Regions from separate parts of the Homo sapiens genome. Here regions 1 and 2 are each linked to region 3. Evidence: chromatin contacts called from ENCODE Hi-C or POLR2A ChIA-PET data. All regions are on one chromosome and are shown on one strand. The core of a region is the stretch at or near the end of the contact, and the rest is flanking DNA. Distances in the headings are between cores, read along the strand shown.

Region 1 (3,439 bases), core at 215-2,714, 290 kb after region 3:
TCTAAGTTGTGAGTCACTAGCTGTTTTTGGTGTTTGGTGTCATTTACTGGGAACTAAATTGAATCCTATTTTGGGTGTATCAGCAAAGATATAATGGATTATAGTAAGTCAGGCTTCTGTTCAGAATTTTTTTGTTCTGTTTCAAACAGTGTTTGGTCTATCTTTTCTTTCTTTCTCAATTCCCTAACTTCCTGTATCTTTTCTTTGGGAGCTAATGTTTTGTTTTCTTTCATTCATTTCTTTCATACTTGTTCTAACTTCCCACTTTTCTCTTTTGGAGAATTTAAATTATCACCACTCAGCAGTCTGGATTTTTCATTCTAAAGATAGAGCTCTGCCACTCAGCTGAGCAGGTGGAGGGTACAATTTGACTTCTTACATCTATTCTAAATAGTAGGATTTTAAGAGAGAGGTTTTATATTTTTTCCCCAATGTAAGAGAAAGTAGCCACATGAAGTATATAAGGGCCTAAGTACAACTTATTGGCATAGTAACATATATGTTATCATAATTTATATATGTTATCTATTATAATTACATATTCAACCCTATATTCTGACTTTGAGATCTAAAAATCAGCATGTATATGTTGTGAACTATTATGTTCTGACCCACCAAAGAGTAGTAAATGACAAAGGAATCTGTTGAAATATGCAACTTTTCCATAATTACTAGGTATAGTGAACTAGTTAAACAAAAAATGTAAGATCAATTATTTCCACTCTGTAGCTCGATGTCTAGTCCAAAGTGAGGCTCCAAAGGTCATACTGAATCAAACCACAAGAATAAACACATGATCAAAATGAAATACATAACTGCCTGTTGGAATAGACTTCTCTGGGCTGCTTACTTCTCTCACATTTTGTGAGTATCTTTAGGGCCAGGCTCTTCTCACCCTCTGGGGCATGTTAGTTGAAGACTTATTTTTGTCAACAGATTGTAATATTCTGAAGGCAGTGATTATGTTTCCTATTGCTTAGTGTCCTCTATAGGGCTAAGTGGCAAAGCTCTAAAAGGGCAGATGACCAGGAAATGTTTGCTGAATTGGAAAAATAAAACAAAACAATTCAAAGGAGGTGCTGGTGCTTCTTTACTTTACAATCCCAGACTCAGTTATAGAATGCTGGCCATAATCTCAGCAACCCAAGCTTGCTTTCTTTTTCTTTTCTTTTCTTTTCTTTTTTTTTTTTTTTGAGACGGAGTCTTGCTCTGTCACCCAGGCTGGAGTCCAGTGGCATAATCTCAGCTCATCTCAGCTCACTGCAATCTCTGCCTCCTGGGTTCAAGCCATTCTTCTACCTCAGCCTCCCAAATAGCTGGGATTACAGGCACGCGCCATCATGCCCAGCTAAATTTTTGCATTTTTAATAGAGATCGGGTTTTGCCATGTTGGCCAGACTGGTCTCAAACTCCTGACCTCAGATGATCCACCCGCCTCGGCCTCCAAAAGTGCTAGGATTTACAGGTGTGAGCCACTGTGCCCGGCCCCAGGCTTTATTTCAAGAAAGCATTCTTAAGAAGCTATGAAATGCCTCTGAAAATTCCTTGCAACCTTGGAGTAACTTGATCCGGAGCCTAGACACTTGATTCTAGTCCTTGATTTTCTTATCACTTTCTGTAAACATTGAATAAACTACTGACTCTGCATTGCCTTAGCAAACAGAGTTTGTGTACATACTGCATCATGGGGAGTTAACAAAACCAACTGAATTCACAGTGGCTGCTATGATCAGGACAACTAACGTGGTTGAACTAGAATGGATCTTAGGAAGTCACTTTTCTTTTGCCAGTAACACATGCATTCTTGTGCATGAAGCAATGTATGGCTGACAGCCATCAACTGAATTACTCAACAGCTCCTCTTTGGTGCAATGCACTGTGTTGGACTCTGATACCCTGAATTCTTGATCCTCAAGGCATCGCCAGGACATTGGACTTTAGGTAAGTTAGGAGTTCTTCTTGGCTGTGCTTAGGCATCCAAGGAGCAGTGTGTGGAGAAGCAAAATTCAAACAGGTGTTATAACAAGGAATTCAATTCTGTACAGCGTCAGAATCAAAGTGACTCCCACATCATGATCCAGTTTGAGCACTGCTCCTTGTGGGCTGTTTGGATACTTCCAGGTGATACTAGAACCCCCTGTAGATTCATTGAATGGAAAGAGAAAGGAATTTAGAGATAGCCAAACCTGGCTAAAAATTTTGGCTCCAACAATTACCAACTATGTGAGATTTTGAGCAAGTTGCTTAAACTCTTTGAGCATTAGTCTCCTCATCTACAAATTGGAAATTATGAGTTGTTGTTGTTATTAGATTAAATGGGATTATGCCAAAAAGCTTTTATTATAATTCATGCCATTTAGCAAACATCAAATAAAAGATAACTTTTCCTCTTCTTCCTTTCCCTCTCCCATCTTCTCCTCCTTCTCCTTGCTCTTCTGCTCTTATTCTTATTCTTATCCCTATTCTTCTTATTCTGTGTCTATACTGGGAAAAGTACACCAGCATGGAAGGCTACATCCATCTTGCATAGAATCAGGTGTGAGGAAGACCCTAGTCCTCTTCATGGCCTTGTGTGCATGCACACACTTATATGTAAAGGCAGGAAAAGGGTTTGAGGTAGAAGGGGAAGATGGCACAGATTTTTTGAGGCAGGGATACTATCTCACGCAACACACCACCTGAATAGCCCCCTGCCCAACCAGTTAACACTCCTTGAGCAGGGAGCTGGTGATACGCTGATTTGGTCTAATTGTCATCTCTCTTCAGTCTCTTCAATTCCTGTGCCCTAGGAAGGTATGTGGAAAGAGAGAGGCAGCACTTTACTAATGGATGATTCTGCATTCTCATAAAGACCATTCTCAAGTTCACAGGCTTCAGAGGGGTGCTGCCTCCAACCACGCCTCACCCAACCCTGGTCCCCTTCTGCTCACTCCAGGGGCCCTACCAGATGAGCTTTCTGAGATCCACATGGTCCAAGGCCTTTCTCTTGGCTACTTCATATTCTAAATGCTGGGGCAAGGAACACAGTAGAAATTAAAGATGGGGAACTTGGCAGACAGGAAAAACAATTCCTGTGTACGCCAACAATTTGTAGCTAGGTCACCAAATTTGAGCTGCAAGAAAGAGGTAGATAAACACAAAACTAGACTAAGAACACATTCATCCATTTATTAATCTATTCAATTAGTTAAGATTATTATTATTTAAGTTGTTATTAATCTGTTATTTAGTTAAGATTATCATTTGGCTAAGATTGTTCGCTAAATCCCTATAATTGTAATCCCTGCTGTAACAGACACTGGGCTAAAAGCTGAGGTTGTAATGGTAAACGAATCACATAGAACACCTACACTCATGCATTTATAGTCTGGTCTGGAATCTTATGGCCTTGATGAGTAAACATCCACTTGTCTAATAATATTTCAGCTACTAGTGCCGT
Region 2 (3,568 bases), core at 25-2,524, 370 kb after region 3:
GAAAGTAGAAGGAAGGAAACAATAAAGATATTATAAGAGGAGGAAAGTATGAAACAGAAAACAGACAAATGATAGAGGAAATTAATAGGTATAAAACATTTTGGGGTTTTTCTAGGGGAAATGACATTAAAGTTTGACATGCAGAAGAAAAGAGAAATCACCAATATCAGGAATAAGTATGTGAATATATTACAGATCCAACAAACATGAACAAGTGTATGCTAATAAATTCAACAACTTAGAAGGAATGGACATATTTTCTGAACAATACAACTTACTAAACTGACACAAGATGAAATAAAAATTCTTAACTAGTCCTATATATATAAAAGAAATTGAATTTGTTATCAAAATCTCCCTCTGAACTCTGTTAAACATTTAGGTAAGAAAAAAATAACAATTTTACACAAATGCTTTCAGAAACCCAGGAGGAAGAAACACATCCCAGTGCATTTTATGAAGTCAGCCTGATCCTGATACTAAACTTGACACAGACATTTCAAATAAAGAAAATGAAAACACGAGTCATGTTAAGTTGATTTTCTTTCCCCATCACTAACAGGAAGGCAGGAGGGCCTGAGTTTGCGGGTAGGGAGTGCGGGCTAGCTTGCTGGTAGGGCTACAACATCAAACTTGTATGCAGTTCCCAACTGCACATGGAAGAAAATGAAGCCCAATCTGGCCTTCAGGTTACTACAAGACCTTGAAAGAAGCCTGAGGTGGGTGAAGAAATGTAGAAAAATTAACTTACAAGGTAAAACACCTGATTGGCTGAGTAAACATTATTGTCAAACACTTTGAGAACTCTATGATTTATAAAACTAGTACTTACAGAAGAGTTATTTGCAATTATGCTATGCCAGCAATGGTTGATTTTACTGGTCATCTGAACAATCCACATGGTGGACATTGAAAATAAATAAGATAATTGTGATAATTAAATCAGGACACAAATGGAAAAAATGATGAAACTCCTGAATAGAAACAAACCAATAAAGAAACAACAGCAATACACAGAACTCCAATGCCGAAGAAGAAAGTGAAGAACAAAATGAAGGCATTTCACCCCTAAACTTTGAAGAGAATAAAAACAAAGATCACTTAACATTTTTATTTGAAGTTTGGTTTTTACAAAATACACCTTTGGATGAAAATGAGGCTGACCAAATCTCAAAGGGTTTCTTTTCTCCTTTTAATGTTTAAGCACTGCTGGAGTTCAGGGTACTTTCTGGTGAGGCAGTCCTGAGAAAGTTCTTTGAAACACATTATTCAGTTTGAAAACACAACAGAAACAGGTGCTTGAGATCTACAAGAGCTGCACTGGGAAGAAACGGGGAAGTGAGAGATTCACTTCTTTCCTACTGTCGCTAATATGGAGGACATAGCTGAGAAAAAGCAATCACCGGTATTGGTTAGGCTCACTGATGAATCTCAGGGCCAGAGAGAAGGATGTGGGATTTCTCCCTCCTGAAGCTGATGCAGGAAGTTTGGCTGTGAAATGTCACACTACAATAACTGAGAAGTGGGAAATGAACAAGGAATTCTGGTGTGACCTGGCTTAGATTATATCTAGTAGACTTTCTTTCAAAATGGCAATCATGGTAACTAGAACTTTAGAGAAATAATCCCAACATATCTCCACACCTTGCTCTTCCTCTGCCTTAAATATGCAGAAGTCGAAATCAGTTTTCTGTTGTGGGAGGATCATCTATTGCTTTGGGAGCAATTAAAGATGTTCTTTTTTTCTGTTGATCACAAGAGTTTTAGAGCTCAATAATATAATGTCTGTCCTCTTTCAGAACAACAAAGAAAAGGCAAATGAACTGAAGGAAATCTGCTATTCACAATGTACAGGCATGCATGATGCTTTTGAAATGTTTTTGCTAGCAATTGTTTTGTGTTTAGATGATATAAAGGTTGACACAAATGTTAGATGGAATACCTTTATAGCTGGTTGAGCTTTTGTTCTCTGTAGTGCATTAATGTTTTGATTTAATTATAAATTGTTGTTCATAAAAGTATCCTATTTTCAGAAAGACCATCTGGAAAAAATCTCCAGGGCCACACCTCTGATGTCTTCTTTGCAATAGGCAGCTTGACTGCAGCGTTGCATTGCAGAAAGAGATTGAAGATATTTACATTTATTGTAAATTTTGATTTGAGGAAGCCGCAGGGTTGACAACCATACTTGATGCTGAAATGCTGGGAAATTCCTCAAGGCTCAGCAAGATAATCTAGAATCTAAATTAACCACAGAGAATTACTATAAAGAAATAGTGCTCCACCATGAGGCACATTATCCATGACCTTAAAGACATTTTCTTAGAACAGTACCTCACAGTTCCTAAATGTTCTTAAACAGTCAAAAGCAGTTCACTGGTGGCCTCGGTCATAGAACAGCTTACACTGAACACCATGCCAATGTGTACTCAGCTGACTTATTCAATCCTGATACATTCTCTGCCAACCTTCATTGTTGGAGGTTAAGGCCAAAACGCAGAAAAAAAGACAAAGAGCTTCCACCCACCACGTATAAAACTCCCTATTTATCTCACTTAAAGTTTTTTTTTCTTACTGTCTACATGTTACTGAAGGTCCTGTGTATTCTTCCTTTTGATGAAGTTTGAGAATGAAAGCTATGAAATTGGATGAAAGTGTCTCAAACCACAACTAAGAAGCACTTCAACGGACCAGAGGTCAAGTAACTTTACACTGCTTAACATAAATGTTGATATAAAATAGGATCTTAATTTAACAGTAGACACATATATAAAAAAGCTATACATAAAGCCAGAACTTCCTACAAGTACCTAAAAACCACTGAAAATGCCTAATAGTTTTTCTTTTTATATCTGATATTTAGAGGAAAAGCTGTGAGTTGTATTTTGGCCACTTAATCACTGAATATTTACCCACGGACCTTTCACTGAATATATTAAACACTAAAAACCTGCTGTTGAGTGGCCACTATTTGAACTTTCTTTCTTTGAAGACTTTTCCTTTCAGAATTTAGCATTAAAAGAACATTCCATTTCTGTTGTTGGCAAGCTAGGGATATTTTAGTAAAGTAATTTTGAGCATAATGTCATGAATCTAATTACCAGGTATTATTAAGTTACCAGTTGTTTTAAAAAGTAAATGTTAAGGAGGTGTGAGGAGAAGGAATATATTTTATAAAATATTACAATAAAGCACAGGATTGACCATTGACTAATGGGTGTTTTAGTGTATTGTTAGAAATATGGAAAGGGTAGTTAAGGAAATTACCAACCAGCAGCAGAAACTGTGAACTCACCAAACCGAGATTTCAATGTAGATTTCGTCTTTTTTATGTGGCCATAAAGACAGAATTAGAGTTTGGATAGAAAGTAATCCAAAGATGTTCCACATCTGGTTGTTTACATTCATTTGTTGGGTTTACATCTTAACATGTTCAAAGGAAGACATACAAGTGACCCAGAAACATATTTTAAAAAAGCACAACATCACTAATCATCAGAGAAATGCAAATTAAAACCACAGTGAGATATCATCTTACACTAGCCAGAATGGCCATGATTAAAAAGCC
Region 3 (3,414 bases), core at 852-3,351:
TCACGAGGTCAAGAGATGGAGACCATCCTGGCCAACGTGGTGAAACCCTGTCTCCACTAAAAATACAAAAATCAGCTGGGCGTGGTGGTGCACACCTGTAGTCCCAGCTACTTGGGAGGCTGAGGCAGGAGAATCACTTGAACCTGGGAGGTGGAGGTTGCAGTGAGCCGAGATTGCGCCACTGCTCTCCAGCCTGGCGACAGAGCGAGACTCCGTCTCAAAAAAAAAAAAAAACAAGAAAGAAAGAAATTACCCAGTCTCAGGCATTCCTTTATAGCAATACAAAACAGACTGAGACTCAGGCCTCTAAAGAACATTGGTATTTCTCAAAGAGGTTGGTAAAAATTTCTTAAAGAGACTGGTGAAAGAAGTTCATTAAGGACTCTGAGAAGGACTGGTAAGAGAACTGGAATATACATGAAGGATAGTAAGGTGCTAGAAGCAAAATAAAGAAAAAACTTGAAGAGCAAGTGTTCAACTGACATATATTGTAGAGTGATGTTGCTTGGATCCGACTTTCGAAGAAATTGTGCCAACAGGAGGCTATTGCAGTAGTTTATGCAAAAGATGACATGAGTCTGCAAGGCTGGTGGTAGTGGGGACAAATTGAAGAGATACTGATGGGAGTCAATTTGACAGGTTTTGATAATTGGTTAGATACAGGAAGTGAAAGACAAGGATTAGTCAATGGTGAATCACTGCTGGACACTGGGGTGGAATGTATTTGAGGGGACAGTTTGGGCATAATCCCAGGTGCGCGTAAGACCAGTGGAAATGGCCAATCCAGATCTTAGGATCTCAGTCAGAAGAACTGAGATCCCATCCAAATGCTATAACTTGACAGTTGGAAATTTATTTAACCTCCCTGTTTCCTGGTCTGCTAAATGGGAATGATAATATCTATCTCATAGGATTAATTTTTAAAATACCCATCAAGCATATTAATATATAGTAAGAAATCAGTAACTTCACTGTCCCCCTCCCTTCTCCTTATTCATCTTTTTAAGTGTAGAAACCTTCTTCTTCTTCTTCTTCCTCTTCCTCTTCCTCCTCCTCCTCCTCTTCTTCTTCTTCATCTTCTCCCTCTCCTTCTTTCTTCTTCTTCTTCTTCTTTTTTTTTTTTTTTTGAGACAGTCTCGCTCTTTTGTTCAGGCTGGAGTACGGTGGCATAATCTCAGCTGACTGCAACCTCCGCCTCCCGGGTTCAAGCAATTCTCCTGCCTCAGCCTCCCAAATAGCTGGGACTACAGGCTGCACCACCACGCCCAGCTAATATTTGTATTTTTAGTAGAGATGGGGTTTTACCATGTTGGCCAGGCTGGTCTTGAAATCCTGACCTCAGGTGATCCACCCACCTTGGCCTCCCGAAGTGCCGGGATTACAGGCAGGAGCCACTGTGCCTGGCTCCATATTTCTATCTCTTGAGCCAACTGCCTTCTCAGTCAGTTAAACACTGGTTAAACTCAGCATCTGCAAGGTCAAGCTTATGACTTTCTCCAAACCTGGTGTTCCTCCAGTGTCCCTATCCAGTGGCTTAAGTCGTCAGCCTGGGTATCATTCTTGATACTCTCTGATGTCCTATATCCAGCACATCATCAGGTCTTGTTGATTTTTCTTCTGAAGTAGCTCTTGAAACCATATACTTTCTTCCATTTTCTTATTACTGTCTGTAGGCCAGGTAATGTAGTGGTCATAAAATTAGACATAAATTGTGGTCTGTGAAATTAGACTTCTGTATGCCTCTTTTTTCATCTGTAAAATGGGTATTAATAGTAGTACCTATCTCATAGGGCTTTTGTAAGGCTTAAATGAGTCAATACACAAAGCATCTAGAAGTGTGCCCAGCATATATCGGTTATTCCCTACCATGATAATGCTCACTTGGGCCACTGCAGTAGTGGCTGTTTCAAATCACTACAGCCCATCTTTAGTATTTTCTCTTATCGTTACCGAGAATGAGCTTTTCACAACTCAAATTTGTCTTCTTGCTTAGAACATGTGAATAGGTTCCCATTGCTCCTAGAAAAAAGGTAGAAAAGCTTCGACATGCCGGTGACATGCTGCACGGCTTCATTTGCTGCCTCGTCATCCTCTTACTCTACATGCTCATGGCCACATGAGTCATCGTTCAGTTGCGCAAACATGCTGTCCTCACTCAGACATCCCCACCCTACTCACTGGATCCTTCCACTGGCCGTGCCCCTCACTCACAAACTTGCCTTCTCTCTCCTTATCTTCCAGTCCTTCTTTCAATTTCAGCACACAAATCACTTTCTCAGGGAAGTGTTCTTTGAACACAGCCCCCTTTCCAGACAAAGAGTTTGTCTGGAAAGACAAACTGTCACAGAGAAGTCTTCCTTTCCCTCAGTGGCCTGATCCCAGACAAGAATTGAACATTTGTTGGTGGATTTTTTTAAATTAAGTGCCACCATTCCCACTATGTTGAATTAATTAAACAATATTTCAATATAAAGTAGAACTTATATCAAAATAACATTTTAGCCTGCAATCTTTTTATTGGAATCTGAGAGTGTAAAATATAAAAGATGCCTTATTCCTGCCTAATGAGAATCTCCTGAAAGTGGCGATTTTCTTTAATCAGCAAACACAAAAGTGTATGTTAATGAGATACATATTTTTCAAGCCCCCTAATTCTGCATCTTCTGTGTCCATTTCACTCCTTCATCTCTTCTGCAAAGGTCAAAGGATCCTGTCCAGTGCTGCTGGAACAGCAGCTTGTGACCACGAGGTGGCGACAGTTTTCAAGAGTTGGCAGGTGAGGACGCCTTCTATTCCGGTCTGGTCAGGGGTGTGCTCCTTTAGAAGGGTGTCACTGGATGGAAATTTGTTTGGTAATTATGTGGCACCCTGTTTTGTGTCATAGGCATTTTACCTAGCCTTCTTTACCTAAAGCGGCTGGGGCGAGCATAGAAGCTGTTGATCAAACTGGAGCACTTGAGAGTGAATGGGAGGAGAGTGGACTATACATCATTGGGCCAGGACAACAGATACAAACCAGGATTGTTCTGGCCACACAGGGGCATCTTTTTTCTCCCTCTAAAGCCAAGTCAGGGGACAATATTTACAGTCTCTCTGACACCTACTGATGAAGGCTTGAAGTTGGAGAGAAAAGGAGCGCTCCCAAATAGCATTTGAATTTTATCTCCCTGTGTAGAACTCCAGAAAGCAAATCATTTCAGAAAATGAGTGAGGAGAGGATGATTGATTCAAAGGCTCACATATTTATTTGTTGGAGTCAGAGAAACCCTACCTTTGGTGAGATGTTTTGAAAATAATAAAGTTTATTTTTTTTTTTTAATTTTGTTTTGAGACGGAGTCTTGTTCTGTGCCCAGGCTGGAGTACAGTGGTGTGATCCTGGCTCACTGCAACCTCCACCTCCCAGGTTCAAGTGA

The links. A loop is a pair of places that touch in the nucleus more often than their neighbours do. ChIA-PET counts read pairs that join two places held with the same protein, here RNA polymerase II (POLR2A). Pooled maps may share reads with other maps.
Region 1: a loop to region 3 is called in a map of PC-9, with 6 times the contacts of the local background. The contact joins two enhancer-like sites. A Hi-C loop is called at or near these places in 4 of 168 maps with a recorded cell type or tissue (Caco-2, IMR-90, PC-3 and 1 more), 1 of 37 single-sample maps with no recorded cell type and 4 of 50 pooled maps.
Region 2: a loop to region 3 is called in a pooled map, with 2.3 times the contacts of the local background. The contact joins two enhancer-like sites. A Hi-C loop is called at or near these places in 1 of 168 maps with a recorded cell type or tissue (posterior vena cava) and 2 of 50 pooled maps. POLR2A ChIA-PET finds 5 or more read pairs at or near these places in 3 of 52 experiments (CD8-positive, alpha-beta memory T cell, Panc1 and activated CD4-positive, alpha-beta T cell).

The regions. Positions count from the first base shown.
Region 1 is chr6:11,433,252-11,436,690 of GRCh38, forward strand. The region is part of intron 1 of LOC105374928 (a long non-coding RNA gene); the gene reads left to right. Among named protein-coding and RNA genes, the nearest start is that of TMEM170B, 100 kb to the right of the region's middle. Within about 2 kb of position 1,465, at least 14 of the 41 ENCODE cell types and tissues checked have a DNase peak (open chromatin) inside an H3K27ac peak, as active enhancers do.
Region 2 is chr6:11,513,562-11,517,129 of GRCh38, forward strand. The region is part of intron 4 of LOC105374928 (a long non-coding RNA gene); the gene reads left to right. It also overlaps the pseudogene THAP12P5. Among named protein-coding and RNA genes, the nearest start is that of TMEM170B, 22 kb to the right of the region's middle. RefSeq lists an enhancer at 1,492-1,541. Within about 2 kb of position 1,275, at least 3 of the 41 ENCODE cell types and tissues checked have a DNase peak (open chromatin) inside an H3K27ac peak, as active enhancers do.
Region 3 is chr6:11,141,795-11,145,208 of GRCh38, forward strand. No RefSeq gene overlaps it. Among named protein-coding and RNA genes, the nearest start is that of ERVFRD-1, 32 kb to the left of the region's middle. RefSeq lists an enhancer at 2,631-2,680. Within about 2 kb of position 2,102, at least 4 of the 41 ENCODE cell types and tissues checked have a DNase peak (open chromatin) inside an H3K27ac peak, as active enhancers do.